Linked DNA regions of Mus musculus: region 2 is linked to region 1. The links are chromatin loops, found by intact Hi-C in ENCODE. Cell type or tissue: heart. All regions are shown on one strand. Each heading gives the region's core, and the rest is flanking DNA. Links, peaks and the distances in the headings are about the cores only.

The links. Hi-C counts contacts between places; a loop is a spot of excess contacts. Peaks named below come from ENCODE experiments on the same cell type or tissue, not always from the same donor. Only the 100,000 strongest peaks of a DNase experiment are listed, where the experiment ranks them.
Region 2: it touches region 1 in a loop (4-fold over the local background); 4 of 42 quality-filtered maps call a loop at or near these places.

The regions. Positions count from the first base shown.
Region 1 is chr17:69,375,585-69,391,465 of GRCm38, reverse strand. It overlaps Gm49894, which reads left to right and starts at 7,285. Exons shown (of 3, transcript XM_030250167.1): 1 at 7,285-7,366; 2 at 7,455-8,290; 3 at 9,168-10,723. The coding sequence starts at 7,285. The coding sequence ends at 9,215. Zbtb14 (zinc finger and BTB domain containing 14) reads right to left here and starts at 7,662. Exons shown (of 3, transcript NM_009547.3): 1 at 7,241-7,662; 2 at 5,962-6,045; 3 at 714-4,154. The coding sequence starts at 5,964. The coding sequence ends at 2,808. In heart, for the core only: a CTCF peak has its summit at 8,800; DNase peaks (open chromatin) are centred at 6,865, 7,285, 7,955 and 8,545; H3K4me3 peaks cover 3,298 bases; H3K27ac peaks cover 2,841 bases.
Region 2 is chr17:69,431,508-69,447,388 of GRCm38, reverse strand. It overlaps Akain1 (A kinase (PRKA) anchor inhibitor 1), which reads right to left and starts at 8,063. Exons shown (of 2, transcript NM_001145192.1): 1 at 7,848-8,063. The coding sequence starts at 7,863. It overlaps A930029G22Rik (a long non-coding RNA gene), which reads left to right and starts at 7,149. Exons shown (of 2, transcript XR_003952217.1): 1 at 7,149-8,212. In heart, for the core only: no CTCF peak of the experiment used is centred there; a DNase peak (open chromatin) is centred at 8,058; H3K4me3 peaks cover 2,139 bases; H3K27ac peaks cover 481 bases; H3K27me3 peaks cover 3,743 bases.

The DNA of each region.
Region 1 (15,881 bases), core at 3,257-11,256:
AGGGTGGTCTCGAACTCACTCTTTAGCCAGTCAGGCTGTCAACCTGTGATCTTGCCTCAGCCTCCTGAGGGGCTGGGTTGATAGGCCTGTGCACCGGGGATGCTTAATTTTCTTGGCTGATTTTACAGTTACATGAAATTCCTTACAATTCCTTGCATTTATCATCTAAACCAATGCTAATATGAGGGGGTCAACACAATGTTTGTGGACACAGATAGTGTACAGGAAGAAGTATTGAAGTATTGATGGAAAGATAGCCTATGCTTAGAATTCCTTTCTTTCTTTTTTATTTATTTATTTATTTATTTATTTATTTATTTATTTATTTTTGAGACAGGGTTTCTCTGTATAGCCCTGGCTGTCCTGGAACTCACTTTGTAGAGCAGGCTGGCCTCGAAATCAGAAATCTGCCTGCCTCTGCCTCCCAAATGCTGGGATTAAAGCTGTGCGCCACCACTGCCCGGCTTAGAATTCCTTTCTGCTCACACTGCAGATTGGGGGCCAGCGCATCTCAGCAGGAACTCGCCATGCCTCTGCGGGTGGGTCCCTCCTACCTTAGGGATGACTAGAGTTAGCTGGATGTAGAGAGGCACTGTTCCTGTTCAGGGCCAAGGAAAGTAATTTTAAGAGTCCACCACCACTAAAAATAAAAACAGGTACTCCCATAAGAACCCAGAACCCATGGTAGAAGTTATAACACAAATACAAAAAGGTTCAAACACTAAACATGTAATACGAAGTATTCAGAATTCTACTTTGTTTTCTCAGATTGGGACACAATGACATGATTACCTGTCCACAAGGCTTTTTATAGGGACTGATTTTAGATCAGGAGTGTGACCCTCTATGAAACCATGACTATGGTAGCGTATAGATCTGGACATTAACAACAGTGGTATAAAGAATGATCAAGAACAAGAGGAGTGTATCATTATCTTTATATACAAAAACAAAGGCCCAAAATATGGTTTGTTGAAGTAGTTATCAACAGGATGCCAGCTGATTTCACATTTGCTTTGGTTAACACAGCCTAGGATCACCAGTCCGGCCCCTCCTACTAACTGCACAGACGAACTGATGGGATTGCCTTCAAAACAGAAAAAAAAACACTCAGGAAAGATTAATTTAAGCTGAAACATTTTAACGATAAATAAAGAAAAAAATTTAAAGGTAGCCTCCCCTCCATCCTACAATCTCTGGCACAACATGGACACCGGTTTTAAAAATAAAATTTTTCTCACGACAGTAATAACAGATGTTAGTACAGCAGGCCATGTAACGAAATTACTTTAATGCATTTTTTTTTTAAAAAGAAAACCTTAAGAACCAAACATGAGCTTTTAAAGTTGGCACCTTCTACAACTGTACACATCCTAAAACAACTGTCTACACTTTCCTACAGAACATAATTCAAACTCTGTGGGCATTTCAATATATCCTTAAGGAAATAGTCAAAGGAGCGTTTTAGTACACCCAATCTGAAACAAAGTTCATAATTCCGATTTATGGCTATGACAGGGCAATCAGCTTCTATTGAAAACTGCAACCAGTGATAAGACATATTTGGAAAACATAAACATTTGGTCTGATAGTCTTTAATATTGGTTAAAGGGGTCTGATATGTGTTGCCAATGAAAGGTACTTTAATCCACTGTATAAAAAAAATAAAAAGGAAAGAAAAAAAATGCAGCTGTCCCTTTTCTCGAAATACATAAGACCAACAATACTATTTACACACGTGAAGGGTTTCAGACGTATTTAAGGAAGCATCTGCTCCAAGGGAAATTGAGTGCTGCAGAGATGCAGAGACCCCGAGGCCTGACCATCTGTAAACTACAAAAACGCATTTGAAGAAACATTGCTGCTGCTTGTCCTAATTTTGATCTTAAATACAAAACCATTTCTGAAATCAGTCACGATTTCAAGACCTAGGGGTTTTTTGTATCTGTGAAAACCTTGTGTCAGACTCTTCTCCTGTCGATGCTGGTCCATTGCACGGACACACACAGACAGCATGGCCACACTGAATGAAAGGGAAACTGAGTCCCAACACCACCAGCATCCTGGTGGTCTCACTCATCCTGAGGTATACATGACCTGCAGCATTTGGGGTGGGTACAGGGGCCATTGTAATGGATGAAGGAACACTTCAGCAAAGCAACCATTATTTGTCCAAGGAACAGTGAGAAACAATGATATATATATATAGAGAGAGAGATTTAAAAATCACAAACCAAATATAAAACTAAAACCATTCCATTTTTCCAAATTTGGTTTTGTACTTCTGCAGTGTTCTGGGTCAGCGCGTGCCAACATTTTCTGCATCCATATAAAGGTCTTGTATCCAGTTATTAAAACTGCTGTTTTGACATAAGTCACATATACTGGGACTAGGAAATCAATTTATTCCATGACTCTGTGCAGTGCACTCACCAGCTTGGCAAGAGTTGAGGAATTAAGAATGAAACAGAAGCCACTCATTTTAAACCAGACAAAGGAGATTTCAAATTAAAACCATAAAGAAGGGTAGGGGAGCTTACTGGGAATATGAATACTAGACAACACACACACGCACACGCACACGCACACACAAACCAAAAGATAAAAAAAGCAAACTGTTTGGTCAGAACGTAGGAACATAACTGCCTTGAGAAATTTGAGAATCACCTAACCGGAGTGCGCACTGTCTTAGGTCCAGCCAGCACAACGCTGTAAATTGCCACAAAGCGGTCAAAGGTGTTCACTGACTACAGCCAATGCAATCTTAGCATCCACCTCCCAGGCCCAGTGTTCCTAACCCATCACCTCTAGCTACAGGCAATTGTCTCCAGCTGCTGCTCAGCCTCAGCGGCCATGGCTGCGGCCTGCAACTGTTCTGTCTCACTCTGGATGGCACTGGGGGTGACCTGTTTCCTCTCACTGTGCATATTGTTCTCATGCCTCTTCAGGTCTGAGGCCTTGGCGAAGGCCTTGGTGCAGGAGCCACACACAAAAGGCTTTTCCCCTCTGTGTCTTCTCTCGTGGTCCTTGAGGTGAGACTTGTGTTTGAAGGCTTTGTCACACATGTGACACGCAAATGGTCTTTCGTTGCTGTGAACCCTCTCGTGCTTCTTCAGGTCTGGGGCGCGGATGAATGACTTTCCGCACACCTCGCAGCTGTAGGGTTTGTACCCTGTATGGATTTTTAGGTGTTCTTTCAGGTGGGCCTGGGTGGTGAAACCTTTTGTGCACATCTCACAGACAAACGGCCTGTCAGCGGTGTGGAGCTTCTCATGTTTCCTCAGCCGGCCTTCATCGGAGAACGTCTTCCCACACGCCTGGCAGGCGATCTGCTCTCGATGGTGACCGTAGAGCAAGTACTCGAACTTCATGTCGCTGGCCGCCGTGGTCCAGCCCGGAGTCTGTTCATCTTTTACTTCGCTCATCCCATCATTAAAGGTTAAGGCCTGAGGGGTCTGAGAGCCCAGATCTTTGGATTCGGGAGTCTCCATGGACTCCACTTCCTGGCCGTAACAGTTCACTTTCCGAACTTCCTCACTCCCCAGCTCTTTCAAAATTGCTTCCTGAACCCTGAGAGTGGTTGTGGGAGACTTGCCGTCCTCTTGACTCGGGGGAGTGCCCTCTACCGTGTCATCAGAAGGGCTGTCATCTTGGTCCCCGATTTCTTCCACATCATCGTCCTGAGCATCAGCAGCGTCTCCGATGGGGCGGTTTAGTTTGAGGCAATACTTACTCTTCGACTGGCCGTTACTTTCATCCGGACTAGACACATCGCGCTTCTGAGAACACAGTTTATCCAAAAACCGGATACCGAGAATCTGCCCGGACGACATCATCAAGTTGACGTCCTCCTTTTTCACGGAAATCTTGGCGGTGTACATGTAGTTCAGCACCTCTTCAAATATGTCAGAGCGGAGGAAATCTATCTCTATGACGGACGAGCTGTCTACTTCTAGCTTCTTGAAAAGCTTCTTAAAGTACGTGCTGCAGGCGGCGAGGACACACCGGTGGGCTCGGAACTTTACATCTTCAACCACGATGGCGATGTCGCAGAATTCTCCCTCCAGGCGCTGTTCGTTCAGTGTTTTCAGAAACAGCGTTTTATGATCATCATCATTATATTTTATGGTTTCAGACATACTGATGAAAAACTCCTGCAAAGGAAATTTTAAAGGTGTTTAATATGAACCTAGTACACCCTATGCAAAATTTAGACATATCGTGAATATTTGGAACCTGATAATTTAGAAAGTCTGTTAAAGATGGTCCCAAACTGGTAAAAAAACAAAACAAAACAAACAAACAAAACAACCCCAGACAAGGGATTTCCATAATGCAATTTTAAATTACTTTCTGTTTATTAATAGTTCCCTGGTTATAATGACAATGGCAGCTTTTCACAAAATATAGACCATGTACTACTCTCCAAGTTTTAGGTGGCTCAATTCACTTAATATCACTTAATGTTAATGTCCTATTGGGTAGGTGGTGTCCTCAATTTCTAAAAGAAGTTAGGAAGCAGCCCAACATCCTACAGCTTGTAAGATCCAGTAATTAAATCCAGGAAACGTTCACTCTGTTAAGACAGATAAACAGCCCAACAATGGAGACTCAGTCCAGCCCATGGCGGCCACCTGTAATTCTGAGACGGTGTCAAGGTGGCTGGCTCTGCTAGCTAAACAGTGAACTCCAGGCTGAATTGAGAGATCCTGTCCCAGTGGACAAAGCAGACATCAATCAAAGAAGATGCCTGTCTCGCCAGCTTTGGGGTCTCCGAGGGAATGGCCACATACATGCACCAGCATGCATGCACACACATGCAGATGTGTATACATACACCACAAATGCAGGGAAAAAAAAAAAGATTCCTCAAGACCTGACTTCAGGTGTGGAGGACTTGACAATAACACCGGGCTGGGCACTGTACTTCCTTGAGAGAAGAGACAAGCCACCACTGAAGAACTAGAGAGGGCACCACTGCCACAATGGTTCTGTGTTGGCCTCTAGTTTCTCCATAGTAGTTTTGAGCCACTCCTGGATGAGTTTCTAGGTGTAATCTGACCCCCAAGACCTCTGGGAAGACAGTGATGAGTGGCTTTATGCTCATAGGATGCCAGACTTCCAGCCATCCAGTTAAAAGTCAACAGATGTACAGGTTGAGTGTCCTTTCTCTGAAATGCTCGGGACCAGAAGTGTTTCAAGTTTTAGATTTTTTTTCCTCCAGGTTTTGCAATACGTGCATACACATAATGAGATAAATTGAAGATGGTAGGCCAAGCCCAACTCCAAAACTAGTTGTTATTTTATATATACCTTACACATACAGCATGAAGGTAATTTATATACTATTTCAAAAAATACTTCTTTTTCGAGACAGGGTTTCTCTGGGTAACCCTGGCTGTCTTGGAACTGGATCTGTAGACCAGGCTGGCCTTGAACTCAGAGATCTTTCCTCTTGCCTGCCTCAAATAATATTCTTTTGTTTATTTTGTTTTCTCAAATAATATTCTCAACAAAACTTCATAGCACAGAATTTTCATCTATGGCTTCTTATTGCCCTTCAAAAAGCTTCAGAGTTTGAACATTTTGGACTTAGGTTCAACCTGTACTTGGTTAAGTATAGACATATTTTTAAAACAAAGTAATTTCAGAACCACCACAGAAGGCCTTCCACTGCGAGTTCAAGAGCTTATCGAAAAATACTGTGTTTTATGTAAAAACAACATGGTCTTACTTTTATTCAACCCAGTTTAAGTCTGAAGAAAACAGGTTTTTCCTCATGGAAGTAGAATTACAAACGTATGTGTAGAATGTGTGTATGTGTACACACTGGGGATCAGGGACTTGCTTAAACCGAGGACGTAGATTTAGCCCTTACTGATACCCCTAGACCCGAGATACTTATGTTAAAATCAAATGCCAGATGATAGTCTGAGGCTTACTACTCTAAGGTACACTCACCATGAACAATTCAGGCTATGTTCTTAATGCCTTAAACACCAAAATCTTCAGATCAGACTCAGGCTGATCAGGGGCAAGCCAGATCTACAGGAAGAAAGGCACAGATTAAGTAAGATTTTTTTTTTCTACATTAAATCCTAAACCAAGTATTTACAAGAGTCACAAAACACTCTGTCCCACCTCTTGCCTATGAACCGTTTTTTGGGGAGACACTGTGAGGCTAACAGTAGTCAGGTCTGGTTCTATGTAAGGACTAGACCCGGAGTAGTCCGTGGTATATATTCTTGAAAACATCAGCACATATATGTTCTTTATCCACACCACTTCCTGTTGGGTGCACATTTTCCTTTAAGAACTATAGACATCTAGATGCATGTTTGAATATCGGACGGCTGCAGGAACACACATACCCAACAGCTAAAGAGTGGAGAAATAAGCATGCCACTTTGTCTACTACACAATTACAAACTTGTCTCCAAGACTGCCATGGAGAAATCTTACATTTTTCTCCCTCCATCCCCGGATGCAGGTTCAAAGAATTTTCTTTCGTTCTTAACTCTCACCCAAAGAACTCCACATCCTGCAGCCCAACAGGCTTTGAAGAACAAAAATTTCCTCTACTGACCACCAATCCCACAAGTGCAGTAGAAGCAGGTGGCCGTGTTACAATACAGTCCTACACAATGACTTTGTCCGAGATTCCACCAAAGGGTCGACATCCTGAGAACCCATAACAAGTTCATACTATAGGAATCACAGGGCTCTGAGTTAGCAGGCTTTCCCATGTGCACGGAGTGAGGGCTGGTAAGATAGTTTCTAAGGATGCTCCCTCCAGTCTTCACCTCAGCCTTCCTGGGTTCTAGATGCACCCTGGGCCGGCAGTCAGCCTAAGGGAAGGCATTCCCTGCAGAAATTCCCTCCGTGGCACTTCTGAGGTCATGGACTTGGGAGAAGAGTGGCCCTATGGTAGCTATGGCAACATATCAGCGTGCGTACGCCTTCTCGATTCTGGTGAGTGTGTAATTCTTTTTCAAAGGAGGTCACAGGGCAATCGGCTCGGTTTTTTTTTCCCCCTATAGAGATGTTCCCATTGCTAAGTTCAAATGAGTCAAACCTGAAGATAACCATTGCCAGTATGTGTGTAAGTAGGTGTAGGACAAGACATAGCCCAACACCTATAATACTATAAAGCAGCTCCTTGCTAGCAGCTCCCCAAATCGCGGGAGCGTTAAGGCGTCCTCACCGAGCACAGAGCCAGGCTTTCCCAAAGCAAACTTACATAAGCAGCCGCAGCCGCCTCCTTATTCCGGAGCAGCTGCGACAATGGCGGCCACACCACTTCCCTGTTGCGACCGCACAACTTGGGAGTGGGGAATCCGGGGCCCCGCGAAAGACATGGGGCGCAGTCCGCGCGTGGGGAGCCCACATTCGCATTTCGCAGCCAATGAGCCGCCGGATGCAGCGAGCCCTCAGCATTCTCTCCTAAACAAAAGCTCCCCTGAGCTGTGCCCGCCAGCGACGGGCCACCTTCCCTTCCACCATCCTCCACTTCTCCAGGTCGCGGCGCGGGCGCGAGGCTCTCTTCCTTGGCCCGCAGCAGCCCCGGCGGCGCGACGAGCTCGGGAGCGGGCATGCGGCCGGTTCCGCAGCCCCGCGCCGCGCCGCGCCCTGCTCCGCCCGCGAGCCCCGAGCTCGCGCCCCGCGCACTCCGCGGCCTGCGCGTCTGGTCCTCCCGCGCCCTCCCGCGGCCAAGGGCGGGGGCGGCGCGCGGCCGGCTCCCCGGAGCTCGGCGGACGCAGGCGGGGGAGCGTGCGCGGGGGGTCCCGTCGGCTCCGGGGGAAACCACAGCTGCGAGGGGCGGCGCCCCGCGGGCCGCGCTCGGGCCCGGCTCGGCCGTCCCCACCCCCACCGCGGTGCACTGCGGCGCGGAGAGCCAGGCGGCCATGAACTCGGCCGCGGAGAGAGAGCGCGCGCGCGGGGCCGCCGCCTGGCCTCTTCCCCACCCGCTCGCTGGCCTGCGCAGCCACCGGGGACGCCCGGCCCCCCACGCCCAACCGCGGCCCACGCCCCGATCCCGCTCGCACCGCGCTGCGCCGCCACATCCTGCAGCTGGCTGCTGCCCCGGAGCTCGGCGGGAACGCGCCTCCTCGCAGCCGCCCCGGCCGCGCCCGCCGCCGGCTGCCCCCGCGTCCCCGCGCCCGTCCCCGGCCCTTCCAGCACCCGGCCCGCGCTTACCTGCAGCTTGGCACCGCTACAGACGCTCGCTGTCGCTGTGGGCTCCCTCGCTCGGCAGCGCGCAAGCCAGGGACGGGATGGACGCGGGGGCACGGTGGGTGGCAGTGTTTTGGATTTTTTTTTAATTTTTTTTTTTCTGAGTTTGGGGAGGGGGTGGGGTAGGGGGGGAATCGTGCACGTCCCTGGTGGTGGCAGCCCTCCTCCTGCACGAGCACACACTAGCCAACCCGCCGCGAACACCCCCACCACCCCCCTCCCCGTGCATGCGCGGTGCGGGCTCCGGGGTAGTGGGGGGGAGAGAAGGCGCGCCGCCGCTTGCGCAGGCACGGAACTGGCTGGGGCCTCCCTCGTGAGCGAGCGAGGAAAGGGTTAATCTGGGACCTGACGGGTGGTTGCTTTCCCTGGGTCTACGGGGCCGCCCGCGGAGAGCCCTGGCCTGCGCACGCGCGCGCACGCGCGCGGCAAGGGGCGCGCGGAGCCCGCGCGCGGGAGAAGGGGGTGGGCGGGGTCGGGGCGGGGCTTCTGCCGGCCAGGGGAGCGAATGCACGAGCTCCTTTCTCGAGCACCCGCCCCCTCCTGGAGCTCCCGACTCCAGGGCTCCCGCCGGCGCCCGGCCTCGGCACTGCGTCGGGAACGCGGGGAGCCTGCGCTCCCGTGCGTGTGCGTGTGCATGTGCGTGGGCCATGTCTGCCCCTGGGCGCGCACGGTTCGGGCGCTGAGCTCGGCCTGGCTTTTGGGCAGGTGTCCCGGTGCACCGTCTGTCTCCCCTGTACCGTCTCGACCGAATATCCAGGCTCATGGCTTGGTTCGTGCCACTGAGGCATTGTTTATGGGGAGCAGGCATTTGCAGAGCAAATGAAGTGCCATTTTTGATTTGGAGTATAAGGGGAAATTCCGGTCACCCTGGACAAACTGCTCAATCCCAAAGCTCTAGATCTACCAGACTAATTGGTGCCTTTACGTTTACCCAGGTACATCCCTCTCTAGCCATCATGTTTCCAGAACTAGGTTGCACTTGATGCTCCCATGGAGAGATCTGATAGCCTGGTAATGTCAGGACATCCATGTAAGTTATAGCTCCGCTGCTGCTGAAACCTTGTGTTCTCTGTGAGGCACTTCCTGATCCTCTTTACCTGCCCTCAGGCCCACGACCTGGAAAGTCCCTTTAGCCCCAAAATTTCTGTTCAACCTGCAATACTGGCAGCTGGATTGAGCTATTGTGCTCCTAAATGTCACTTCACTTCTGCTGCTTTGTCACACTTTCAACAGTCTTATGTTAAATCACGTGAATAACATCTGCAATTAGGGCAGGACCATGGACTTCTGGGAAGATGTAAAAGAATGCCTGTACCGGATGCCTAAGTAAACATGAAGGAAAACTATGGTCGCCTCAATTTTCTAAAGGACACCATATTCAGCCTCAGCTAAAATATTAACCAGTACTGGTTTAATGTCCCCCACGGTGTTTAAATACACGCCTTCAAATTTTTATTTTCTGTGTATGAATGCTTTGCCTGCATGAATGTGTGTGCACCACGTGTGTGCCTGGTGGCAGCGGAGGCCAGTCAGAAGGGGGTTCAGATCCCCTGAGACTGGAGCAGGATGATTGTTAATCACCATATGAGTTCTTGGAACTAGACCTGGGTCCCCTGAAAGAGCAGTAAGGGCTGTGAACTACCGAGCCAAAGTTTTAGCTCCTACTCGTGTCTTTTGGTGCACACAATAGCCTTTGTGTTAGTAGGGTTTGGTGAAAGACTTGAGATAGAATAAACCTGGTCTAGTGTTACTTTTTTAAAACGATTTTATTATGCGTGTGTGTGTGTGTGCGCGCGCACACAGGTGAGTATATGGGGGTAGCGCATATGATGCGTATGCTCCTAGAAGCCAGAGGCCCTGGATCCCCTGACCATCATGAGCCACCTGAGATGGGTGTTGGCCCTCTGGTCCCCTGGAAGAGGAGCAAGTGCTTAACTGTGGGTCATCTCTCCAGCCTTTTAAGCCCCACTCTCTTTTCTGGAATGGAGACAAAGAAATCAAGGCAGTCATAAAGACTGACCAACACCCAGTTAAGCTTTTAGTGCAAATATTAATCCCCTGATATGCTACTGTTGGTGTTGGATTCTAGCATCATGGCAGGAAGTGGTCCTCATACCTGACACTCCGCCTGTTTGCGTTATTCGGGTTCCTTCGTACAGCTCTGTGTTTACACTTTAGTCCTGTCTGTGTTTTGCTTACGGGGCACTAGTAATACCCATCTGTCGTGAGGTTATGTCCTGAGGTGATAGAGCAATGGCTTAAGTTCACGGTGTGGGAACACGGCCAGCTTCCAGTAATCTTCAGTGTCACCACCTGCTGCTGCTCTTGGAGCACACCTGGAAGGGCTTCACTCCTCCTGGATTTATTGCTTGCCTCCTGTGTAGACATGGTCCTCTTGCCTATGAAAGAGAGTTTGTCCTTGGATTTTAAATTTAGTTCATCAGAGTTCATAAACATCAGAACAATAAAGTGCTTGACTTTTTTTTTTTTCCTTTTGTATCAATGACTCCTTGAATTCAGATGCATAGCAACTGTACTCTGCCTGGCTGGTCCTTGCTTATCATCAGGACTCAGGGGAACTAACAAAAGCATCACTCTCTTGGGAAGGAGGATGGGAAACTCCTTGCCTGGTCCCACACCCTTCGCACCCATGAGGCTCATAGAAGACACCAGCTGATAGCAAGAGTCAACCCAGAATTCAGAAATAAAGGGCACAGTGTGCAGTAGTTAATAGGGATCAAGGCCCTCGATGGACGTGTTCTTTCTCTTCTACTAACAATGGCTACCGTGGAAGACAACTGCTGGGGTCATTTAGAGCACGCTATTTTCCTCAAAGAATGCTCACAGCCTCTGAAACAAAACCTGTTTCTGAGAATTGTGAGGCTGGATTGTAGAACATAACAGGGTGGCCTGTGGGATACCAGGGCTTAGATAGACACGTAAGGGACAGCTGAAAGGTGTCCTGTTTTGTAGGGGGTTTATGGGTGAGTGGAGTTGATGTCTCCCTCACATTGACCATTGGGGTCTACTGTTGGTTTTGGCTATAGATACAAGTAGTAGAGATTGGACAACTTGTAAGTAGAAGCTTTGAGTAGCCCATGTTCTGTACGTCACGCCCTTGGTTGACTGTGTTTAAATGAACCATCCGGTCACCACTTCCTCTGCTGCCTTGAATGACAAATGTCTTAGAGGATGAGACCCATTGCAAATAAACTGAACCCAGCCAACTCTGGGTAGGCAACAGCTCAACAAAAGGAAACAAATGTCTCCCCTAGTGCCATAAATACCCTTCCACCTTCCTGCCCCAAGAACCCTAGATACGATGAAGAACAAAGTGAGCCGACACCACAGAGATAAAGATGTACACACTCAACAAATGTCCCAGCAAGGACCTTAGCACAAAGGTTTTAAAGCATACACTACCATGAAAAGGGAACAGGGGAACTAGATTCAGATGGGAAATCAATAGAAGCTTCATTATACCTTTAAGACCTGTAGGCTGAGAGGGAACTAGCAGAAGGGATGGAGGAAACCAAATTTCAGATACCAGTGTATTAGGGTTCTCCGGAGTAACAACTTACATGATGAATCTCCATATAAGAAGGGGGTTATTAGAATGACTTACAGACTGATACAGCAGTGGCTGGCTCTCAACCAAAGTCTGAGAATCCAGGAGTTGCTCAGGCCACACAGGAGGGAGGAAGAGACTGCCATGAGAAGTAGACCCTGAGAACAGTTTGTAATCCGGGGAAGACTCAAAACAAAACCCACAAACCAGCAAGTAAAAAGGGGCATACGGTTGGGGTGTAAGTTTGAATAGCTCACAACCTGCCCAATCTAGGCTTAGAACTTATAAATAAATTACCAGTATTTTGTGTCTTTTATATGGGCTAGCTAAAATAAATAATATATTTACAACAGATCAGAACGCTATTGCAGTACATTACCAGTATTTTGTGTCTTTTATATGGGCTAGCTAGAATAAATAATATATTTACAACAGATCAGAACGCTATTGCAGTACCAACGAAGCATTTTCGTGGTTTCACAAAGAATGGAAATACTTGCTGGAAGCTGAGTAAAATGGAGGCACTTCATTAGATTTAATCTCGTTACAAAACTGCCTAAGAAATAATCATATCAGACGTCCATTTGAGCCATCCTGTAATCTCTGCATTGATGGCGATTAGGGAAGAAGCTCAGTTACTTTAATAGAAAGGTTGAACAGCCAGACCTTTCATCGCCGTGACACAATACCTGATCAAGTAGCATAAGAGAACAAAGTTTTTCTCTAGCTCATAGTTTCAGGAACTTAAGTCCACAAACCATGTGAAAAGCACCATGATTGCTTCTCCATCAAGGTGCAGCAGAATCACAGGGGTAGGGACATGCACTAAGCAAACAATTTGCCTCACAATGTGCAGGAAGTAAGGAAAGGGGCGGTGGGTCAACAGACAAAATACAGCCCCCAACGAAGTCTCCAAGTAACCCCCACAAACTAGAAGCCAGCCTCCACTATACAAGCTTATAAGGGACAGACTATAATTCAAACCATATGTAGTAGCTATTCCTGGTTGTCAATTTGACTATATCTGGAATGAACTACAATCCAGAATTGGAGGGCTCACCTGTGATCCAGATCTGGAGGCTCGAAGACACAAGTTTCTGACCTGGATCTTGATGTAGAGTTCTTGAGGCATAGTGGCCTTGAAAAGCTTAGGCCAAAGCAAGAAGATCTCTGAGTTCAAGGTTAGCCTCCCAGATCCAGGAGTGGCGGTATACACCTGTAATCTAGGCCACACCTTCTGCTGGAGGCCTACATAAGGACACTGGAAGAAGGAAGAGTCCTTCCTCTTCAATGCCGGCTTGTGTTTACTTGCCAGCACATCTGTTGGAACCTACTTCTACAGAAGACCAGCTGAAGCAACTAGCCTCTTGGGACTGAGCAACTATTAGATTCTTGTACTTCCCATTCACAGCTGACGTAAGTCATCGTAATATATTCCCTCAATCTAGAGAGACATTCCAGAAGTCCATTAAGTGTGACTCTAGAGAACCCTAATAATACACCATACAGAGCATTCTGTGTTGAGTCCCAAAAGGCTAATGTCCATCTCACCATGCAAAATGTAAGTAGCCAATTTCTAAAAGTCCTGTAGTCATGGCAGTCCTGGCATTGTTCAGAAGGCAAAGCTGAAACTCTTCTTTAAGAGCCAGAGAAAACTCATAGCCACAAGCCCCCGTAAAATCATAAACAATTATATATTCCCAAGGTACATTTCCATTCAAAAAGTGAAGACTGGCGGAGATGTAAGAAGGGTTCACATTCCAAGCAAGACTGAAGCATAGCCTGGAAGACATTAAGTCCTGTAGCTTTGTGTCCTATATATGGGGCACATGATGTCATGATATGAGCTTGTTTGCCTGAGCAGAGTGTTTGTAGACCACATGACCTCTTCCTTGGACTGGCTCCACTTATCTCTTGCAGCCTCCTTAGGCAGATGTTCCATATTGCATCTTCCAGGGTTTTCACTGCAGCTTGTTAGAAACTTTAACTTGTAGATTTTTGTCGCCTAATTCCAACTGTCACCTTAATGCTGCCCTCTGATTATATTTTGGATCATTTTAACTTCATGTAACCAGATTCTGTGTCTTTTTAAAGTCCCATGGAAGATATTTACATTTTTACTTCAGTAGAAAATCACTTTACGTTATACCACTCTATCTTAGGATTTTACTGCTGTGAACAGACACCACGGGCAAGGTAACTCTTATAAGGACAACATTTAATTGGGGCTGGATTACAGGTTCAGAGCTTCAGTCCATTATCTTCAAGGAAGGAGCGTGGCAACATCCAGACATGCATGGTGCTGGAGGAGCTGAGAGTTCTACGTCTTCATCTAAAGGCTACTAGTAGAATCCTGGCTTCCAGGCAGCTCGGATGAAGGTCTTAAAGCCCACACTCACAGTGCCACCCCTACTCCAAAAAGGCCACACTACTTGAACAGGACCACACCTTTTTTTTTTTTAAGAATTATTTATTTATTTTATGTATGTGAGTGCACTATAACTGTACAGATGGTTGTGAGTCTTCATGTGGTTGTTAGGAATTGGATTTTTGGGACCTCTGCTCACTCCAGTCAACTCCGTTTGTTCAGTCTCTGCTTGCTCCAGCCCAAAGATTTTATTATTATTATTATTATACATAAGTACACTGAAGCTGACTTCAGACATACCAGAAGAGGGCGTCAGATCTCATTACAGGTGGCTGTGAGCCACCATGTGGTTCCTGGGATTTGAACTCAGGACCTTCAGAAGAGCAGTCAGTGCTTTTACCCACTGAGCCATCTCTCCAGCCCAGGGCCACACCTTCTAATAGTGCCACTCCCTGGGCCAAGCATATACAAACCATACACTCCCAATCACAAGCTGACCGTGTTGTAGATTGGCACATTGGTGTGACAGTTGGATCTATCTTGCTGTGTTCCAAGTGTTGGCCATGTTCCAAGTGTTGGCCAGGAGTTGATCTGTTAGTTCATACCTGAGAACCTCTTGCGTGCTTGCTAGAACAAGATCTGTATATCCACAGCTCAGAAGTGAGATTGAGTCTCCCTCTTTGTGACCTCTTTCTCTGTCCTCTAGAAACTGGGGCATCACAGCTCTATAGCTGCATCTGCATGTAGAAGCAGGTGTCAGGATAACCAAAAGAAAAAGGAATAGCCAATGGGTGCCTGACTCGGTGATGAATCATCATGTTTCCTGATACATCTGATTAACTTATTTATTTGATCATTTGTAGCTTAATTTTATTGTATATATTGGTGGTGGTGGGGTGGTCGTTGCTATGGCATCATGAGGAAGTCATAGGACAACTCTAAAGAGGCGATTCTCTCTTTCCACCGTATGAGTTCCTTATGAACTCAGGTCATCTGGCTTTATGTCAGGAGCATGTAGTGCTGAGACCATTCCTTGGCTCAATACTTGTATTTTAAGAGTTATACATATCCTCCTAAGGAGCTTTCCTTTCATAGTGTATTTCTCTATGTAATTCTGTTTACATTCAGCTCTGTATACTTCCTGTATACCACTGGTACGTCCTTTTAATTTATATTACTTAATAATGTGATTAATCTAAGTGTGATGTTGGCTTAGATTTTTCAAAACCTACTTTTAATAAGGGTTCTTAAATGCTATGACCTCCCTTCTACCCACCATCTACCAGCGGTAGTGAAAAAGAAAGGCTATTAGGATATGGGGGGGTTGGACCTGTTTAGAAATAGTTCTTTGGAGCAAATCCAGTCTGCATTGTCAGGATATACACCAGCAGTAGTGCCAGGAGAGCAAACAGGAATCAGCAGTGGTGGCACAACCCAGCAGAAACAGCCAGGCCTCCAGTGAATTGCCACAAGTCAGCAGGCGTGACCAGCACCAGCTGGGATACCAGGACAAGTTCTCTACCATCAGGGACAACTGTAGACCGACTAAGTGTTGCAAGGCTCACTATGCAAGCTGTCGTTATCTGTTGAGTCCTATTATACTCCCTCCAAATATCATGTGTCCTCCCATGGGTCTCGCCTCAGCCAAGCACCACATAAGTTGGTCTTAGCAAAACTTCATGTCTATCAGCTGACATCATTCTGCCAATCAGC
Region 2 (15,881 bases), core at 4,837-12,836, 54 kb before region 1:
CCCCATTACCAAAAAGAGGCAACTTAGCAAGCACAGACACCCTGTGGAGAATAGAGTGCTTACCTTACAATACAAACACAAATTAATATATCATGATGGAAAGCACTTGAGATGTTCCTCAAAAACCCAGCATAGGTCCCACACAGACCTCACTTCTAGGTACAAATGAAAAGGAAATAAAACACAGCACAGCACAGCACAGCAAACAGACACACACACACACACACACACACACACACACGTGCGCGCGCGCGCGTGTGTGTGTGTATAAGTATAAGTATATATATGTGTGTACGTATGTGTATGTGTATATGTGCATTATGTGTGTGTGTATATGTGTGCGGGGGGGGTCTGTTTATATATGCACTATTCACTAGTCAACTATGGAATCAGTGAATAAGTGAATAAGGAAAACGTGGAGCAGAGGCAGGGAGAGGGGCGGGGGATATTATTAAACCAAAAAAAAAAAAAAGATTATCTGTCATTTGCAAGAAAATTTACAAAACTGGAAGACTCTAATATTAAGTAAAAGAAGACAGATGCAGGAAGAAAGCAGCATATATCCTTTCTCCAGTGCAGAAGCTTAAGGACCCAGTCTAAACAGGATAGCCTAGTAATGATTTATGGCTGTGAGGGGTGGATGATGAGAGCCACAGCACAGCTGAAGAGATGGCATGGCTTCCTGTGCTCTGCAGCACCATGGCACTGGCTATAGCTCGCAGTGGGGCTGGCTAGAGCTCACAGTGGGGCTGGCTAGAGCTCACAGTGAGGCTGGCTAGAGCTCACAGAGGAGCTGACTATAACTCATAGTGGAGCTGACTATAGCTCACAGTGAGGCTGGTTGTAGCTCACAATGGGGCTAGCTATTGGCCATGGGGACTTGTTGTACATCTGACCAAGAAGAGAGGAACTTAGGCTCCAAACCTAAGGAAGCCAGAGGGAGGCAGAATTGATGACTTCCCTGGTGTGATCAGAGTGTGCTATAGCACCTACAAAAGTAACATTCTGCAAACCCCAGACACACAGCTGTTACATGTTAACCAAAAGGAACAGAACTCTTGAGAGGATTTTTTTCAATGCACCGCAGACTGCCCTGGAACGTTCTATGACCTGGTCCACGAGGTCTAGACCTTCCTGCCTTATCCTCCTGGGTACAAAAGCATAGGTTTCCTACCACAAGTGAGTGAGAGTAACTTTAAAAAGCAACTTAAAATAGATCATAGACATAAAATTACAAAACTCATGGAGGAAACATGGAGAAAGAGTCTTGAAGACCTTGAGTTAAGCAAAAATTCTTAGATGTATCATAAAAAAAATATAGCCTATTAAAATGCATGAGCTCCACTAAAATTAAAAGCATTCAACTTCAAAGTGGTCTTGAATGGATGAAAAAAATTCAGCAGCAAATATCATGTATATGAGACAAGACTATATCAGGAAATCCCCAAACCCAACATCAAGAAAGAAAACATTCTCCTGATAAATCAACAACATATGTAAACAGACACATCAAGAAAATAGACACTTGGCAAATAAGCTCCTAAGAAATTATCTGCAAATGGCCGGCAAATGGTTCGGTAGAACAGGGTGCTTGCACCTAATCCTCAAGAGACTGGAGACCCCAGGGAGTTTAGAGGTCAGATGGGGTAGAGGGTGGGGGCATCCATGTGGAGACAGGGTGTGGTGGGGAGGAGGTGTGGGATGTGGGGCAGATGGAGGGGGGGGAGGGCAGGGGTGGGAAATGGAATATGGGGTGTAAAAATGAATTAGAAATAAAATTAAATTTAAAAAGGAAGGAAGGAGGGAAAGAGGGAGGGAGGGAGGATGAGGGAAGGGAAGGGAAGGGAAGGGAAGGGAAGGGAAGGGAAGGGAAGGGAAGGGAAGGGAAGGGAAGGGAAGGAAAGGAAATGAAAGGAAAGGAAAGGAAAGGAAAAAAAAGAGAGAGAGAGAGAGAGAGAGAGGAAGGAAGGAAGGAGGAAGAAAGGAAGGAAGGAAGGAAGGAAGAAAGAAAGAAAGAAAGAAAGAAAGAAAGAAAGAAAGAAAGAAAGAAAGAAAGAAAGAAAGGGGCGCTTACAACTGAGTTCAGTCTCCTTGACCCACATGGTAAACAGAGAGAACCAACAAAACCTAGTCCTGCGGATTATCTTCTGACTTTTGTCTGTGTGCTGTGGTATGCATATGAGCACATGTACATACATACAGTCACATGCCCATGTACACACAAATACCTACACACATTAAAAAGATACATAAACTCAACACATTATTTTAAAGAACCATGGTCATTGGTCTTCAAGGAAAGGCACATAGAGCCACGCTGTATGCCACTACCTATCCATTAGAATGGCAGGGATAAGGAGATCAGGACTCCTCACAGATCGATGGAAAGGCAAAACAGTTTGGTTTTAAGAGAGCCACTGAGGGTTAACCTCCTACAAGCCCCAGCAATCAAAGCTGGTGTATTTTCCCCAAATGAATAAAATTAGACTTATACACATGCACCTGTGAATATTTAGTACAACCTTATACATAATCTCCTCCACCTAGAAGGAACCTAAGTGTCTTTCAGTGGGGAAGGCATAAGCCACTTTAGGTATGGCCAAACAATGGGATACTACTCAACAGTAAACACGTGAGCTCTTGATGCTCACCACCCATCATGCTGAGGGGAAGAAGGCAGTCTCCAAAAGGACGTGATTTGATTGTTATGGCCTATGATAGCTGTTCCTGGATGTCAACTTGACTATATCTGAAATGAACTACAATCCAGAATTGGAGGGCTTACCAGTGGTCCAGAGCTGGAGGCTGGAAGACACAAGTTTCTGACCTGGATCTTGACATGGAGATCGTGAGGCATGGTGACCATGAAAAGCTTAGGCCCAGACAAGGTAGGACAAATCTTTAATTCCAGGAGACTAAGGCAAGGAGATCTCTGAGTTCAAGGTCAGCCTGGGACAAAACAAGTCCCAGATCCAGGTGTGGTGGTACACATTTTTAATCTGGGCCACACCTTCTGCTGGAGATCTACATAAGGACATTGGGAGAAGGAAGATTAGCTCTTCTTTGCCTGCTTGCATTTACTTGCCAGCAGATCTGTTGGAACCTACTTCTACAAAAGACCTGCTGAAACAACTAGCCTCATGGGACTGAGCAACTACTAGATACTTGGACATCCCATTCACAGCTGACCGTTTTGGGGTAGTTGGACTACAGACTGTAAGTCATCACAATAATTTCCCTCAATATTGAGAGACATCCCATAAGTTCCATGACGCTAGAGAAACCTGAATAATACATGGCCCACCACTCTTCTGCTAAAATCCAATTGCCTACAATGACACTGTGAGCAGGACATGGAGGTGTGCCTTCCTGACGGACAGCAGCTCTGTTATGAAAGATCTATAGAGACTCTCGTGCTCTGCCATATGAAGTCATGATGAGAAGGTAGCTGTCTGCAGGGAATCTGCCATACCCAATCTATACCACTTTGGTCTTGGACTACCCAGCCTCCACCTCTAGGAAAAGATCTCCTTTATTTAGAAGCCACCTGGTCTGTGAATCTCGTTAGTGTTCTATCAGTGGCTAAGGCCCAACGTGACTCCATTTGTATGACATTCTGAACTGAGCACATGGTTAGGGGTGGAGGACCTGTGATGAGTGCAGGTAAGGGGAGGGAAGATGTTGACAGAAAAGGTTAACAACAACAACAACAAAAACCCCAAGACTTTAGTGCATTAAAAGTGCTCTGTGGTGACTACATGAGCCTATGTATGTTTTTAATCTCATTGAATTGTATGCAAAAATTAAATGCAGTGTATGTAGTCTTTAAAGAAATGAATGCATTTTTAAAAGACTACATGTATAGAAAAGAATTTGTAAAGCTAGAAGATTATAAAACTGACAGTTAAGATGGTCTGCTATATAATTCACTCATTGCTTTTTTGGAATTGATAGATTTATATAAATGTATAAAGGCTATCTTGTAATAAATACTTTCTTAAATACATTTGATTGCTTTCTTTGGAAACACTGGTATTAAATGCTCTCCAAATCAAGCTTAGACGTCAGGGTCTGTCTACCTAATTGCTTGCAATTGCACACCATTTTATGTCTCTATGAAATCCTTATTATTATAACCTTACCTGATTTATGCACAAGAGAAAAGATCTTTTTGTTGGTACAGGATCTAACTTGAAGCAAACCCAACTGCCACATCCACAGGAGAGATGAGTTAATCCCTGAGATGTATGGTTCTCACCGGAAGAAAGCAGTGTGGACCAGAGATGAGAGAACCTGTTTCCACTTCTCTACTACATTTTTATTCCTTACTGATGTAGGCATTCTTTAGTCAGAATAAAATGGCAGTGAAAAGACTTGAATTTGTGAGTGTATATTTTTCCCCTTCCAGGAATTCAGCCAAGAAATATGCTCTGCTACATTTTACCAACTTTCATAACAATGGCCAGTGGTCTCTCTCTCCATGCTTCCTCTTTGGCTTTGTCTATGAATAGATAAGAACACTGAGATACCCTGACTCCAAACACCAGCAGCACCAGAGATCTTACAGTATTTTCCTGCTTCTAAGTGGTAACTGTTGCTATGTTCCCCACAGAGAAGTAATGTGGGCCAGTTTAACATTACACACAGGAAGCAAAGTATTTCTCCATACTGGTTCTTCAGCCTCTTCCTTGGGATTGGCCATTTACATTTGGGGAGCTTTTCAAGTTGCTCTGGAAACATTTGACCTTCAGTTTGAGGAAACAGAAAGAGGAGAATGGAGAGGTTTGAGGAAAGAATTGATCACAGTGCCTCAATTTACCCATGTGCTCCGACTTGGTTAAATCTCTGTTTGAGGGTACCTAGTCAGTCCTTGCAGAGGCATTGATATGTCTTGCTGCACATCCAACTGCTGCCTTTGTGTAACCACCACAAAAGGTACAAGAAATGACTAATTGAATTCAGATCCAAACTCTTTTTTAAAAAAAATTAGTAGGCATGAGCTTGGAGAATTTTTAAATTGGTTTTTCACAAAATTAAAATTCTTCTAAGTTACAATGTCTATTAATCATATAAAAGAAATGAAAGATGGAGAGTTTATTTTTCTAGTCTAGTCAAACCAAGAAAGACTACTCAAGGCTCTTGCCCAAGCACAAAGCCTTGTTTCTTACAATGCATAGATACCAAAACTCAAGAATATGCACGTGTTCTATAGCAAATGGTAAGAGTGGCTTCCAACTAGGGTTATATAGAGCTTCATTCTGGTGCTTCCCGCAACACCCACCCCCCACCCCTTCCCATTGCATTTCTAGACTGAGAGTAGCTTTGCCTTTTACCAGTGCCTTTGAGGGAAGCAAAGAGCCATTTAAACACAGGTCAATCTACAAAAGCAAGAGCAAGGCCAGGTCTTAAAACCTGTGGCCCCTATTTATTGCTGTGAAAATCCAATAAGAACACAATACACATGAGGTTTATGAACAGCTGGTTGTTGGGTTCTGAGTACTTTTAGCCCACGAGTCTCCCTCCTGGGTACTAGGTTAGCTTGGAGGAATGCAATGGGAAGGTATTTCCAGTTTGGAGTGATCTGGAAGAGTAATAGACTAGAAATGAGAATACAATAATGAAATTCTAGCCGAGATTAAAATAATCACCGTTACGGTTTTCTTTCAGAAGGATGTAACCACACATATGAGGAGAGTAAGCACAATGGTGCGCTGACAGTATCTTTAGCCCCCAAATGCTTATGATTTTCAAGAAACTCAAAATTAGGGGAGGGGTGACTCACTTCGCGGGTTTCTGTGCCTGTCATACCCAGGTCAATTTCTGAAATTTTAATTTTTTTATTTTTTTATTTTTTATTTTTGGCAGATGTGAATCATCACTATTTTCCTCCACTGCGATAAACAGGAACTACACAAACTTGAAGGTTAGATGGCAACAACATCTGTTGAAATTCTGAGCTGCTTAAATCCAGACCGCCTGCCCCTCCAGAAGGAGTCTAAGTTCATTACACTGCCTCCACCCCTTCATTCGTAGGAAAATTGAATAGATAACAACATCCCACAACATAGCACTAGACACTGCTCCACCTCGCACCTCTGTAGCTGGGGTGTGTCTCCTCAGAGGAATGGCTCTGAGGACTTAAAGAGGCGGAGTCTAACTCCAAAGAACCTCAGCTCCGCCCCCCAGGAAGCGGTAACATTGCTCACACCACAGGGCGACTGAGTCAGAGGGAGACAAGAGCTGTTCTGACTGAGACCTGCTGCTTTCTGACTCTCTGACCTTGCGCTGACTGACCGACACAGACTGGACCTCCACCTCATTTCCCTTAAGTTATCTGTTTTGGAAGGAGAGCGACATTCCTAGTCTAAGGCAAGGGTTTCCAACCTTCCTAATGCTGTAACCCTTTGTTGCCGTTCCTTATGTGGTGACTCCCAACCATAAAATTATTTTTGTTGCTACTTTATAACTTTATTTTTACTGCTGTTGTGAATAGTAATGTAAATACCATCTGATATGCAACCTCTGTGAAAGTGTCGTTCAACCCAAGGGATCGAGACCCACAGGTTGAGAACCACTGCTCTAAGGCACATGTGCACTTGTGGATCCTGTCTCCTTAGCTAACCTCTCGGGGACTCAGGGACTGTCACTGGTCATTGACAGGTGGAGAGCTTCCTCTTCTTTCAGTGAAAAAATGTAAAAACCAGACCCAATTCTTTCCTTTTAGAAATGCTTTCTTTTTCTTCTCCAATGTCTGTTCCCCTGCCCAGGACATTTTCAAACCTGTTTCTCAAATTAAAGACCCCCAAAGCTGACAGAGTGATGCTATGTGTTTCCTACTACCTGCTGTACACTGCCCCTAAAAAGAAGTACAGCCAAAACAAACAAAAACAAGAAGGGGAACTGCGAGAGGGAGTCAGGGCAGGCAAACTGAAAAAGAAGGTTAGAAAGATGAAAGAGAAAAACCAGAGAGAGAGAGAGAGAGAGAGAAACTTTGGACGTAGAAATGTTAACTATAAACGGGTCCACGCTTCATTCAGCCCACCACACACACACACACACACACACACACACACACACACACACCTAGGTCGAGGCCCTAGCAGAAGCACCTGAACGCGCGTGCGCGTGCACAGAGAGAGAGAGAGAGAGAGAGAGAGAGAAAGAGAGAGAGAGAGGGGGGGGAGAGGGAGAGAGAGAGAGAGAGAGGAGAGAGACTGATAAACCCGCCAACCTCAGATAAATTTGACTCTTCAACTTGTAGCCTCCAATCGCAGCAAAAGGACGAAGGTCCTTCGCCACCTGCCAGCAGAAGACGCTGCAAGCGCCCGCGGCGCCGCAGTAGCCTCTCTCCTGCTGCAGTCCCGACAGAGTTTCAGATCCAAATCCATAGGGCTAGCGCTCCTCTTCCCCTCGCCCCGCTCCCCTGCCTTCGACCTCCTCTGGAGGCCCGGAGGAAGGAAGCAGGGCACTTTGCCACTTCTAAGGAAGGGGAGGAGAGGCGGCGACAGAGACTCCCACAGAAGGAGCCCCAAGCCCTGTATCCTTCTCCCCACTCCCCGCCCGCACACCCGCGCAGGTCCGATGCTGGCGAGTGGGCCACTTGCCAAGGTGTCGGTGCTCACTCCGGGTGCCGGGATTCAGGCGGGACTGTGAGACGGAAAGGTTGGGGTTGCAGATGAGGCGGGTGTGGGAGAGGGGCGACCCGGCGGTCTCCACCCCCCGGGCCACTGCAACTCCAAAGCACGCATAGGGACCCCCGTCGTCTTAAAGGCCTTCCCTCCGGGTGCGTTCGCCTCCCGCCCCGCTCCCCGCCTGGACGTCTGCGGAAAAAGAAGATAAAAGAGTACCTGGAGCGAACACCATGACTTCCTTCAGCCGCTACACCCTTGGGTTTCTAGAGGTGGACAGACAGAGGGCGGGAGCCGACGGGGGACCGGGGAACCGCGGGGCCGGGAGCAGACGGGCGCGCAGGGTGCGGGCGGGACGGTCAGCACCTCGGACAGCTCCCTGCGCGCGGTCCCGGGCCGCGGCTCAGCGCTGGGCGCGCGCTGCCTCCACAATGCACCGCTCCGCCGGCGGGAGGAGGAGAGGCAACCCGGCTCAGCTCCTCCTCGGTCCCCGCGCCAGCTTGGCGATTCACCGCCGAAGGAGCAGGGCGCTTCTACCGCTTCCACCGAAGCAGGAAGGACGGAAGGGGAAGCCAGACAGAAAGGTAATTGCCCGGTTTCCCGGCAGGCGCACAACTAATTGCTTCTAACTACCTGCTGTCACTCACCCCCAGGGATGCCGGGCTGACATTTAAGATGAGTTTGTCCCTTTCCCCACATCGCACTAGACTTTACTCCAGAGGCTGAGTTCTTGGAGTGTGGCTGTCTCTGAACAGAGGGAGGAACCACCAAGTTAACCCGTCTTTGCTGTTCACGACTTCTCTGGCTGCCCCAGGCCTCTCAATGTCAGCAAGAGAGCTAAAAGAGAAAAACAGGATGACCTTGCAATGCATGCATGACAAGGGCGCTGCTCGCGGGTCCTGTTCCCCGTGACCACTGGGTCAACTCCCACATTTGCAGGTTCTCAAGGTCATAGCCTGAGAGGAAACGGTGTTAGTCACTGCAAAAAAAAGTACAGATGAGACATGTCTCGGACAAACTCCAACTTCTGCACGGATGAGGAAAAACATCTCTGACATTGATTACATACTTAAGAGCTTGCCCAGATCTGGTTCAGTTGGTATCTGCGCCCTTTACAGTTGGTTCCACCCTGAACAAGGACTTGCTGGATGCTCACTGCAGGCTCCTAACCCGTAGTTCACTTGAAGATATCTGTTCCCTGATTAATGTTGGTGCGGTGTAGGCAACGCTCATTAGATGCCACCAGCTTGCAACACGCGCGTGTGGGTTTCAGTGACAGAGTCAAAAACCACATAAGGATCCCCTTGCCTTGGCTTTTATCCTCCATCTCTGTAGTTGAATGGGGTTGTCCAAAACCAAAGGCAATCAGAGTTTTTGGGCATTCTTCACCTTTTCCTGGAAATAATAGCGCTGTTCTAAAAGCACAGTACTAACAATTTGATTAAAAGCCTTAAGCTCTACCCTGTTTTGGCAAACATAGGCATTTAAATAGCCAGGCTGGCACCGAGTTTGTTCAAAGCCATAATAGGTTGAAAATGTAAATAGTTTCACAAATCTTGAACTACGGTTATCATGGAGGCATCTGGGCAGCTTCAACACAACACAGTCACAAATGCTCTTAGCACCTGGTGTCATAGGAGATGAAACAGATGGGGCCTGCCTCAGCACGATGCAAATCAGCCAATGGGTAGGAAAAATACCCATGCACAAAGGGGTGGAGTCCTCTCATATGCCCAAGATACACCCAAACCCTTGGGAACAAAAACTATCTGCCCCTCTAGTTTCAGCACCGTGGGACACATGAAGCACTATTTGAGATTTGCTTGAATGACTGCCGACTGCTTTAAATAAACACCCCTCCACCACCCTTAATTTTTTACAACTTTGTGTGTTCATGGCCTTTACTCACCGAATGCATAAACAAATATCCACAGGAAAATATCGTGTTAAGAACATCTGAAAACATTCTTAAGGATCAACCAGATGCAAACGCAGGTCCAGCACCTTCCCCATTAACTCACTGTTTAACCTTGGATATGTCACCCTATTTGGCCCATCTCGTCTATACTACAAGAACTGAGGCATCTGCAGGGTTTGCTGTGAGGACCCTCTGAAATATGGATCTCAGTGAATTAAGAAAGAGCAAGGGGTCCTGGTGTGGTGCTGTGTGTCTTTGATCCCAGCACTCAAGAGGCAGAGGCTGATGGACCTCTGTGAGTTTGAGGCCAGTCTGGTCTACACAGTGACTTCCAGGACAGCCAGAGCTACATAGTGAGACTCTGTCTCAGAGAGATAAGGAGAGAGGGAGAGAGGGAGAGAGGGAGAGAGGGAGAGAGGGAGAGAGGGAGAGAGGGAGAGAGGGAGAGAGGGAGAGAGGGAGAGAGGGAGAGAGGGAGAGAGGGAGAGAGGGAGGAAGGAGGAAGGAGGAGGCAGAGGAGGAGGAGGAGGCAGGGAGGGAGAGAGAAAAAGGAGCATGACCCAATTAAACTCACTCCAGAAATCATTGACAAGCTAGGAGGACATTGTGCCCTACAGGAAACAATTAGTAGATCAGTGGATCATAGATATTAATGTGTGTGTGAATTCTGGGGACCAGGCTAAGCTGTAGCCTGTGAGTCAGGAGGGTACAGTAGAACCCGAGAGTCTTCCTTCCTAACGAGTTTCAGGGGATGTCCACTCTGTAGAACAGTGTTCTATCCTTTAGTGGCCAGCTTACAGGCATATCAGCAGCTTTTAAAAAGTATGTACGTTTCTCCCAAACCCATCACTTATCTTTTCAAGTATTAAAAACAAACACACAAACAAACACACAAACAAAAAAAATGGAGACAAAGTCCTGCATAATGCTAGACTAGAAAGTAGCCAAAGAGGTAGGAGAAGTAAAAATAACTAACAGAAACATCGGTACATAGACCGATGGGCCCTCTAGCTTTTTAGTGAGCCTGGAGTGGCAATAGACAGAAATGTGATCTAATAGGAACCAGAACAACAGGCCAGTGCTAAACAAGAATTTCTCAGCCCCCGTTCCTGAACAAGAGTTGTAGACTCTGTCCTTTCTCAAAGCATCTCTTCATTGACCCTCCCCCTTCCTAATGCCATTCCTACAGAGCCCAACGACAGTATGTTCTCAGTCTAATGGGGGTGTGTGTGCGCAAAATTTTGTTTACACTGAAGATCATTCCTGGACCTCACACAATATAAGCAGGGGATCAATTACCAAGCTATAGTACCAGGTCCTGTCTATATTTTAGTCAAGACAATTAATATTATCTGCGAGTCACTTTGGTGATATGTCTTAGTTTGTTTAGGTGGTTTCAGCTGTAGATTTCACTCAGCGTTATCTCAAATTTGTACCATGACCAGAATTATTTTGTTGATTTTATTTCAATATCCTGATGCAGCTTCTGGGCTTTAATACTTTTATATTTAATATAAGTGCTAGATTTGGTATCTGAATACCTAAGAGAAAGATAAATGTTCCCATTTATTTAGCTATACTATGAGTTGGATTCATTGACAGATCTTTTACCCAGACTCACCCCAACGAAGCTTTATCTCGTGGTGTAGTCCCCCTGTGTCTCTGTTTGAATACTCCATGCATGGCAACTCACCCTGCTCAAACAGCTTTAAAGACAGCCATTCTACCAGTGAGGTAGCCGTGGCTACCATCTACTATATTCTGACTTCTGCGGTCACTTCTGCTCAGTAATGGGAGCAGCAATAAAAAGCAAGACAGTAAACAAGCTATAGTAGATGCCCAACTTTCTTAGCCCAGCACTGAGCCTATCAAACTGGACACCCCCCCCCCCTTCCAGGGGTACTCGGAAAGGTTTTGGAGGACCCAGAAAGCACATGTGGAAAAGTATCTCCTTATCAAAACCACTCGGGATTTGGGAGAAATGTTGGCTTAAAATACGTGGAAACATTATGAAGTTGGAAACAGAATTCTGGTGGTAAACAAATGCTAAAGAATGGGTTCTGGGGAAAAAAAAACACTACAGGCAATGAAGAGCTGCACTTCTTGGGATTCCTCAAGCCCTTGTTTCTTGTATTTACTTTTATTTTATGTGCATTGATTTTTTTTCTGGATGCATGTCTGTGTGAGAATGTCAGATCTTGAACTTACAGATAGTTGTGAGCTGCCATGTGGGTGCTGAGATTTGAACCCAGGTCCTCTGGAAGAACAGTCAGTGCTTTTAATCGCTGTGTCATCTCTCCAGGCCCAAGCCCTCGTTTCTTTAGCCAGCTTTTCCTCTACTCTGTGTTAGTGTTGAAAAAAAACTAGAAAAATTTGCAAGCACATCCTGGACGACACTCAAGACCCTTACATGTGGAGACATGTGGTTCCAGACAGACCCTGATTCTTTTTGCTCAACACTCATTTTAAATACATTATTCAACCAACTAGAATTTAAAATAATTTTTCACCCCTGGTACTGTTGAAGTAGATTAAATAGGGACATTTTCATCATGAAAAATTAAGCCATGATTCTTTCCAAAATGTCTGAGCACATGAGTTTTGAATGATTATAGAAATAAAATGCTGGAAATGAATTCTTTCTCAAACTATTGAGTTGGCCCTCGGGAAGGACACTGGGTGATGAAAAGCATAATTAAAACAGGGGTGAGTGCCTTGTGCTGAGACACAGAGACAAAAAACCAAATGAAGAAGCCAAGAACACTGATTGTCGTTTCTGGTCTGTAAAGACAAAAAGGAGACTTAGGTGAAAATACACAGAAAGAGGAAAGACAGCGTCACTGAACAATAAAAGTGAGGGAGGACAGGCGATGAAATAAAGAAAAGCAATGACTTTGCTGTGCTAAAGCAGAAAATATTAAGGCATTCTTCAGGCTTGAAGAATGAAGAGCCATGCCTCTGCGGGTTTGCATTTACGAGGCAGTTTATGAGTCCCGTGGGATGCTTTAAAATGTGCAATAACCATATTTTCTTAAAGAGGAACAATAGCAAAACCTCCATGTTGGAGAAATTGCATCAGAACAGTTAAATTTTTACACTGTGTTCACAGAAAATAAATAATTTCCTGGAGAACATCGACTTCATTGAAAACCCTTTTCCCTTATTAATGATCCATGTATCCACATTTATTCTCTAGATAAAGTTCTCCCAAATTCCCAAGTAAAACTGCTGATTTTATTAGATAGCATGAATGGAAAATGAGACAACATGCATGGCATGGTGAACATGATAGAACATGGGCAGACATGAGATAGCATGCATGACATGGGTGGACATGATATAACATGGGTAGACATGAGATAGCATGCATGACATGGATGGACATGATATAACATGGGTAGACATGAGATAGCATGCATGGCATGGTGGACATGATATAACATGGCTAGACATGAGATAGCATGCATGGCATGGTGGACATGATATAACATGGATAGACATGAGATGGCATGCATGGCATGGTGGACATGATATAACATGGCTAGACATGAGATAGCATGCATGGCATGGTGAACATGATATAACATGGTTAGACATGAGATAGCGTGCATGCCATGGTGAACATGATATAACATGGGTAGACATGAGATAGCGTGCATGGCATGGTGGACATAATGTAACATATGTAGGCATGACATAGCATACATGGCATGGTGTACATGATATAACATGGATAGACATGAGATGGCATGCATGGCATGTGTGGAAGATGAATAGCATGGTTAACATGGGAGGAAAGTGAAATGACAATATTCAGATTCAAATCAACATGATTATCTCTAAGACACAGCATGGAGCTTCCAACTCACAACATTCAACTTATCTTCAAAAAGTGGATTGACCTTATAAAAATTTGTTCAGTAAATTTTAAGCATAAGAATCTACAATAAATCATGTTCAAGCAGATAGTGGAGAAGAAATGGAAAACAGAAGGAGACAAACAGAAAAATAGAAAGGGGAAGAGGGTAAAAGGAAAAAAGCAAATGCAAGAAATACCTCTTTAAACAGAAGAAGGAAGAAAAGCAAGGGAGAATGGTGATAGCCTGGAACTCACTCTGTGGACCAGGCTGGCCTCAAACTCATAGAGATCCACTTGCCTCTGCCTCTCTGCCTCTCTCTGCTCTCTCTGCTCTCTCTGCGCTCTCTCTCTCTCTCTCTCTCTCTCTCTCTCTCTCTCTCTCTCTCTCTCTCTCTGCCTCTGCCTCTGCCTCTGCCTCTGCCTCTGCCTCTGCCTCTGCCTCTGCCTCTGCCTCTGCCTCTGCCTCTGCCTCTGCCTCTGCCTCTGCCTCTGCCTCTGCCTCTGCCTCTGCCTCTGCCTCTGCCTCTGCCTCTGCCTCTGCCTCTGCCTTTGCCTCTGCCTCCTGGGTGCTGGGATTCAAGGCATATGCTACCATACCCAGTGCTTTTAAGGGATTGTTTTGCCTTGGCTTCTTTGTTGAGACTGAATCTCACAGTGTATTCCAGGCTGGATTTGAACTGGTTGTAGCCCAGGAGGATCAGAGAGAGAACCCAGCTGTGGACAGCAAAGGTCTTGAGTGTCATGGACACATGAAATGAGGGTACAGATTAGAATGCCACTAAATAGCATGACCTTATTTAGGGAGGAAAGGTAAGAAAGGAAGTTATGAAGTCATTCTGTGTACGCAGTAATGAAGTCAGAGCTCCGGCTTCCTGGTGACAAAGAAGAAAGTTAACAGGACCAAAGACAGGATGTGTGCATCTAATAATGTTTCAGATATGAAGCTATTCTGAATAACAACAGGACCTAGAAAGTGGCCTGTACATGACTGCTGAGCAATCAGGGATAAGAAAACTCATGACAGTGAGGTGCTGAGCTGCTGAGTCATAATGGATGATGAGTGGACACAGGGGTGGAAGAAGGCAGCCCACCCCACAGCATCCCCAGTACCTAGCCCAACCTCAGTCATACAGCAGTCAGTCAACCCAGATCCAATGACTATGCTGAATTCTGTGCTCATTTCTTTGCTTGGATTTATCTTATTTAACTCTCACATTTGTGTGGGATTATGCTTCTGTTTTTATTTGAAAGACAAGCATACTGAGATACTGACACTTAAATACCCTGACAATGGTTATACAGGCAATCTGTGGTAAAGCCCAGATTTAAATGCAAGTATAAGTTAGGAGAGGGATGACAGAGCTAACCATGATTGATGGACACCATTTGCTCTCCTGTGTCTTACACAGCATCTCCTGCACATCTCTGCAAAGACAGAGGCATGGACCTCTAGCCATCCAGGTGACACCAGAGCAAAACCAGTTTCTATATCATTTCTGGAAACTCAGTGGGTTCTGGGTTATTTGGAACCAATGATAAAGAGAGTTTTCTTGTTGACAAAGTAGAAGTTTCCAACATTACCTGTGAGCTGGCTAGGTTTGTTTCCTTGTCTTGTTTAGTGTTTGATGGTTGGGTTGGTTAGTTAGTTAGTTGTTTGGTTGTTTGGTTTTCTTTTTGTTACCTTGATATAAAGAAGGATCATCTGGGAAAAGGTTACATCAATTAAGAAAATGTTTCTATCAGATTAGCCTGTAGGTAGGTCCGTAGGGAACTTTTTTTTTCAATCAATGTTTGATATGAGAGTGACCAGTTTACCATAAGTGGTGCCATCCCTGCTGAACAGGTGGTCCTGGGTGATATAAAAAGCAGGCTGAGGGGGCTGGAGAGATGGCTCAGCAGTTAAGAGCACTGACTGCTCTTCTGAAGGTCCTGAGTTCAAATCCCAGCAACCACATGGTAGCTCACAACCATCCATAATGAGATCTAACTCCCTCTTCTGGTGCGTTTGAAGACAGCTACAGTGTACTTACAGATAATAAATAAATAAATAAATAAATAAATAAATAAATAAATAAATAAATAAATAAATATTAAAAAAAAAAAAAAGAAAAACAGGCTGAGCAAGCCACAAGGAGCAAGTCTGTAAGCAGCACTTGTCTATGGTCTCTGCCTCCATTGGTAACTCAGGTTCATGCCTGGAATTCCTGCCCTAAGCTCCCTTTAGGATGGACTGTAAGCTGTAAGATGAGAGAAACCCTTTCTTCTCTGAGTGATTTTAGTTGTGGTATTTATTGCAGAAGCAAACAATGAAAAGAAAGCAAGATGGCTTGGATCATCATGAAGGAGATTTCACACTGCAAGGAAGAAAGAGATATGTTTGGTTTGCGAATTCTGTGGCATAATTGTAACCCAAACCATGGGAGTCAATCACTTTTAACCACTGTGTACTGACAACCAGACTGGTCATAACCCTAGA